Regions from separate parts of the Homo sapiens genome. Here region 1 is linked to region 2. Evidence: chromatin loops called from intact Hi-C (ENCODE). Cell type or tissue: A673. All regions are shown on one strand. Links, peaks and the distances in the headings refer to the core of each region. The heading gives the core; the rest is flanking DNA.

The links. Hi-C counts contacts between places; a loop is a spot of excess contacts. Peaks named below come from ENCODE experiments on the same cell type or tissue, not always from the same donor. Only the 100,000 strongest peaks of a DNase experiment are listed, where the experiment ranks them.
Region 1: it touches region 2 in a loop (5-fold over the local background); 1 of 110 quality-filtered maps calls a loop at or near these places.

The regions. Positions count from the first base shown.
Region 1 is chr9:110,978,823-110,981,749 of GRCh38, reverse strand. The region is part of intron 2 of LPAR1 (lysophosphatidic acid receptor 1); the gene reads left to right. Among named protein-coding and RNA genes, the nearest start is that of LPAR1, 58 kb to the left of the region's middle. In A673, for the core only: no CTCF peak of the experiment used is centred there; a DNase peak (open chromatin) is centred at 1,299; H3K4me3 peaks cover 437 bases; H3K27ac peaks cover 1,993 bases.
Region 2 is chr9:110,890,244-110,893,170 of GRCh38, reverse strand. All of the region lies in intron 5 of LPAR1 (lysophosphatidic acid receptor 1), which reads left to right. Among named protein-coding and RNA genes, the nearest start is that of LPAR1, 150 kb to the left of the region's middle. In A673, for the core only: no CTCF peak of the experiment used is centred there; DNase peaks (open chromatin) are centred at 260, 490 and 1,310; H3K27ac peaks cover 2,292 bases.

The DNA.
Region 1 (2,927 bases), core at 320-2,819, 88 kb before region 2:
GTCCATAATTTCTAATTAATCTAGTAAATTCCATTATTGTAAGCACATGTACTTTTTCCCAAGCCAGACTTCCATGGCACCAACTTGGTTTTCTGCAGTGGCACTTCTGTCTTTTGTAGTTTTAAATTTTTAGTTTCTGCAGTGATTTTTTTTTATTTCCTTAAAAAATTTTAAAATCAAACTTGTAAATGTTTATAATTTAAAAATGTATAGGTAGATACTTTATTTGGCAAACAATGTTAGCTATCACTTTTACCATGTTCACTATATTGTTCACAGTATGATAAGTATTACTCCAGGTGTCTTAGGTACATTAATCAATTCAATTCTTATAGTCATATGTGGCAGCCTTACTATTATTATACCCATTTTACAGAGGAGAAATCTGAGGCAAGGAGACATGACATAACCTGCCCAAGGTCATACTGGCAGGACAAGGATTTGAACCTAGGCAGTTGGATTCCCTAGCGTACTGTACTTGTAACTACTATGCAGCACTGCCTCTCTTCCTCCTTTTCTTAAAAAAAGAAATGTATGTGCTTTATTTGAATTCTGACTCAACCAACCAAACTGTTAAAAGTTATAAGAAAATCAGGGGATTGTGAACTTACCGAATATTTGATGATATCAAGTACCTCTGATTAATTTTTTAACTGTGATGATGGTAAGGTAGTTTCCTTATAAAAGAGTTCTTTTAAGGACAAAACAGCTAAATATGTAAACATAAAGTTACTTACAGCATATGTATTATGCTGAGTTATTTACAGAAGAAATTAAATGATGCTTGGGATTTGTTCCTCTATATTATCTTTAAATATATTCATTTTAATTGATATACATTTGTACATATTTATGGGATACAGTGTGATATTTTGATACATGTATATACAATGTGTAATGATCAAATTAAGGCAATTAACATATCCATCACCTCAAACCTTCATCATTTCTTTATACGGGTAACAGTCAAAGTCCTCTCTTCTAGCTATTTGAAAAAATACAATAAATTGTTGTTTGCTATAAGTCACTCTTCAGATCTATAGAACACTAGAACTTATTTTTGCTATCTAGGTATAACTTTGTACATCCATTAACCAAACTCTCCCTATCCCTCCCTGTCCCCTAGGCTTCCTGGTATCTAGTAAGCACTATCCTACTCTCTACTTCTGTGGGATCAACTTTTTTAGCTCCCACATAGGAGCGAGAACATTGCAGTATTTATCTTTCTGTGCCTGACTTACTTCGCTTAACATGCAGTCCTCCAGGCTCACCCGTGTTGCTGCAAATGACAGGATGTATGTAATTTAAAGTGTCAAATAGCTCTGAGGCTTGCCAGGAAAGAGGAGTCCTTGCTTGCTTCCTACAATTTTACCTTCCCCAGAGCTACCACTTTCAGTTGTTTTGGCAGCCTCATTTGATATTTGCATTTAATCTGTAAGATTTTTTTTAACTTCTTTTTGAAAATTTTTAAAATTGTGAATGATATGTTTTGAAATATGTGCTATGTGGAATTCTAAGGTTTTTATTTCTTTTTATCTTACTAGTTTGGAATATTTATAGATGTACCATGTGCAAAGTGTACCATTCACATACTCCCATCCTGAACCTCCTTTTCTTAGTATAGTTAGGTCATGATTTTGACTAGGCCATTATTCAGTGTTAATAGGATGATGACCTTGTTAATGCTGTTCATACCTGAGCCATGTAGAATTCTATGAATCCTTTTCCTCTTCTGCAAATTTTTTGTTCTATTTAAACTAATTGTTCTTTTGATGTTTGCTTAGTTTTCTATGTGCTTTTTACTCATTCAGTCCTAAATGCTCTTGGTTATCCAAATCTCCTCTTGATATACTACTTCTTGAGTCTTTTTGCTTATCACCCAAGGATTTCCCTTCACAATTATGCCAGGAATTCCTTTTTTTCTCCCTCTTGTATTGGACTCCTGTTTCCTGTATCACATGCCTGTCTTTTTCTTAGTTTCCTCCCTGTTTTGCAGAAGAACATCTGCCAATAGAATTCTAGGTTGTCAACTGCCTTCCTCATTGCTTCATTGTCTTCTAGCTTTCAGGGTTGCTGTTGAAAAGTCCAGAGACTTTCTGATTCCTAATCTTTTGCTTATGAGCTTCCCTACCTGCTTTTTGATATTTTATAGGACCTTTTTAATATCCTTACAGTTAAAAAAACACAACTCATGATGACAGATGCTGTGTTTAATGTGGGCATATTGAAATCAAATGAAATGGGCAGGTAGGCACTCAGTGGGCCCTTACAGTCTACACAGTTATGACCTTACGTTTTAGGAAATATTTTGAGTTAGTCATTTGACTTCACTCCACCCCATTTCCTTTACTCTTTTATTCTGGAATTCTATTTGGCTATTAGACCTGCTGGACTCATTTTGTAGCCTTCTCATTTTTACTGTTCTAGTCTTCTTTACTTTTTTTTTTTTAACTCTACATTTTGGGCACATTCCTTAAAGTTATATTCCAATCTGTCTACTGAATTTTTTTTGAATTCTTAAAAATTGACATATAAAATTATAAGTATTTATCATGCACAATATGATGTTTTGAGTATATATATATTGTGGAATGGTTAAGTCTAGCTAATTAACAAATGCATTACCTCACATAGCCACCATTTGTTTGCGGTAAGAACAGTTAACATCCACTCCCTTGGCATTTTCCAAGAATACCATGTATCATCATTATCTATAGTCACTGTCCTACACGATGGATCTGACCTTATTCCTCCTAACTGCAATAGATCTCCTGTCTAACTGTAAATATGTATCCTTTGATCAACATCTTCCCAACTCCCTCTCCCCACAACCACCCCAGCCTTTGGTAACCACCACTTTGCTCTCTACTTCTGTGGGAAAAACTTTTTTAGATTTTGAATTACCACTTTTTAAGCATCCTGTTTTT
Region 2 (2,927 bases), core at 160-2,659:
GGTCAAATGACTCTTCTATCAACAGTATATGAGTGTGTCCATTTATTTATTACCATTATGTCACTAGTAAGAGCATTTTAAATCTTTCCCACTGTGCTACCTATTCTTTTTAAGATCAGAATAACACATTTAATACTGATGAGCTTTAGTTCTGAAGCCAAAGCGCTTGCTAACATTTCATCCCTGGATCAACAGACTCAACCACCCAGCCACAGATATTGCTGGACAATCATGGGTTTCCCCAGTAAGGGTGCAGCCTGCACCACTAAGCTTATTGAGTGTTTTTGAGCCTGCCTGCCTGCATGCCTGCCTGCCTGCCTGCCTGCCTGCCTGCCTGCCTGCCTTCCTTCCTTCCTTCCTTCCTTCCTTCCTTCCTTCCTTCCTTCCTTCCTTCCTTCCTTCCCTTCCTCCCCTTCCTCCCTCCCTCTTCCTTCCCTTTCCCTTTCCCTTCCCCTTTCCCTTCCTTTCCCTTCCCCTCCCCTCCCTTCCCCCTCTCTCTCTCTTTCTTTCTTTCTTTCTCACTCTGTCAACCAGGCTGGAGTGCAGTGGCATGATCTCAGCTGAGTGTAACCTCTGCCTCCCAAAATCAAGCGATTCTCCTGCCTCAGCCTCCTGAGCAGCTGGGATTACAGGCACACGCCACCTCGCCTGGCTAATTTTTGTATTTTTAGTAGAGATGGGGTTTCACCATGTTGGTCAGGCTGGTCTCAAACTCCTGACCTCGTGATCCACCTGCCTCGGCCTCCCAAAGTGCTTGGATTATAGGCATGAGCCACCGTGCCGGCCTGAGCTATGACCTACTTTCTACAGGAAACTAGAAGAAGAAACTAAAGATAGTTGGTGCTGGCCTTTCTAGTGTTGGTCAACCTCTTCCTCATTCTCTCTCTCTGTCATTCTCTCTTTCCTACTTTATTGAACTATAATTGACATATAACATGTTGTTGCATATATTGATAGTTTGTTTCTATTACAGACTAGTATTCCATTGATTGGAAATACTACTGTATATTCACCTGTTGATTTGTGGATGGACTTTTGGGTTGTTTCTAGTTACTGACTATTACAAATATTTTGCTCTGGGCATTTCCTACACATCTTTGTGTGGACATATTCTTTCCTTTCTCTTGGATAAATATTGAGTAGAATGGCTGAGTCATATGATATGTGAATGTTTAACTTTTGAGGAAGCTGCCAAACTGTTTTCCAAATAATTAATACCATGTTACATTTTCACCAGCAGTGATGAAAGTTTCAGTTCCACTATATCCAAGTCAACATTTGCTAGGGTCACTCTTCTAAATTGTAGACATTCAGTGGGTGTGCAGTCGTATCTCATTGTGGATTTAATTTGCATTTCCCTGATGACTAGTGAAGCTGATCGCCTTTTCATGTGCTTAATGCGCCATTTATACATTTTCTTTTGAGAAGCATCTATTAAACTATTTTACATTTTAATTGGATTATTCATTTTATTATTGTACTGATATGTAATGGGAATCTGACTTTTATATCCCTCCCTCACCCCAAAGTCAAATTATTCCAAGACTATTTATTGAGCATTTGATCTTTTCTTCATGTTTTAAAATATGTGTTAGATTTTGTTATGCAGAGATCCGTTTTTAGATTTTAATGTGTGCCACTAATCTCGTTTATCCTCCTGCTAGTACCAAACTAGCTTAAACCTGTGACTTTATAGCATGTTTTAATGAGATAATCCCCTTTCATTAACTTGCCCCCACAAATGCGTTTAATATACAAACTAATTTTGAAAGAATTCCTATTTTAAAAGTATTGAATCTTCCCCTTCAAGAATATGGTACTAGTTCCATTTATTTAGGTATTTTTTCTTAAAAGTTATGTAATGTTCTTTATTGAAGAATAACATACTTTTGCTAGATGATGATTATCTTGCAAATATTTATTATAAGAAATCCATTTAGTTTTGTACTTTAATTTATATATGCCCACTTTTCTGAGTTACAAATTTTTTTCTAATAGTTGATTGAATAGTTATCAGGTATTTTAGTTTTTCTATTAACAAGCAGGCAATCTGAGGACAACTTATTTTCAATTGTTTATCACTTTTTTCTTTTCCAGCTTAATTCATTGACTAGAATGTCAGTACAAATGGATATCCTTTTCTTATCCCTTATATTAGTGGAATACTTCTAGTATATCGTTGTTAAATAAGATTTCTGTTGGTTTCTAATAAGTTTTCTGTAGTTTTCCCCATTCCCAGATTACTAAGTGTTGTACTTGTAATTATATTTTGATTTGTTGGTGGTGGTGTTTTATCTTCCTTTTAAAAAAGTAAATGTTGAATTTTACCAGGCAAGTCATTGGTGCTAATATTTTTTCTTAATAGTGTGGTGAATTGCATTAAGAGATTTCCTAGTGTTAACCCTTTTTGGTTGGATCATAGCATTCTGCTAATATAATGTCAGATTCAATTATATTCATAAAGTTGACTGGTCTATACAGTTATTCTCAAAGAAAGGTGGTACTTCCTGCTGACTATTCTCCAGGGACATTTGGGAATGTGAGGGAGTAGTTTTTGCTGGCCACAATGGGCAGGGTGCTAAGGACCCTGGAATTCATGGAACAGTTAATGCAACAAAGAAGCTTTTCATCCCCAAAGCCAATTCCAATCCCACTGAGAAAAACTAATCTGTAGTTTTGTGGGGGGGAGATTTGTTTTGTCTATTTTTTTATAGTTTATTTTAGTCTCTTAGAATGAATTGGAATTTTTTTTAAATGTTAATACTTGGGGAACAATATAAATTCCATAGGAAGTAATATGTTCCTTAGTGGTTTGATAAATTTCATCCACAAATCCATCTGAATCTGGTGCCTTTTGAGGGGGGTGAAGGAACTTTTTTAACGATTATATTCTCTATGTTTTTTGTTTTGGGTATATTCAGATTATC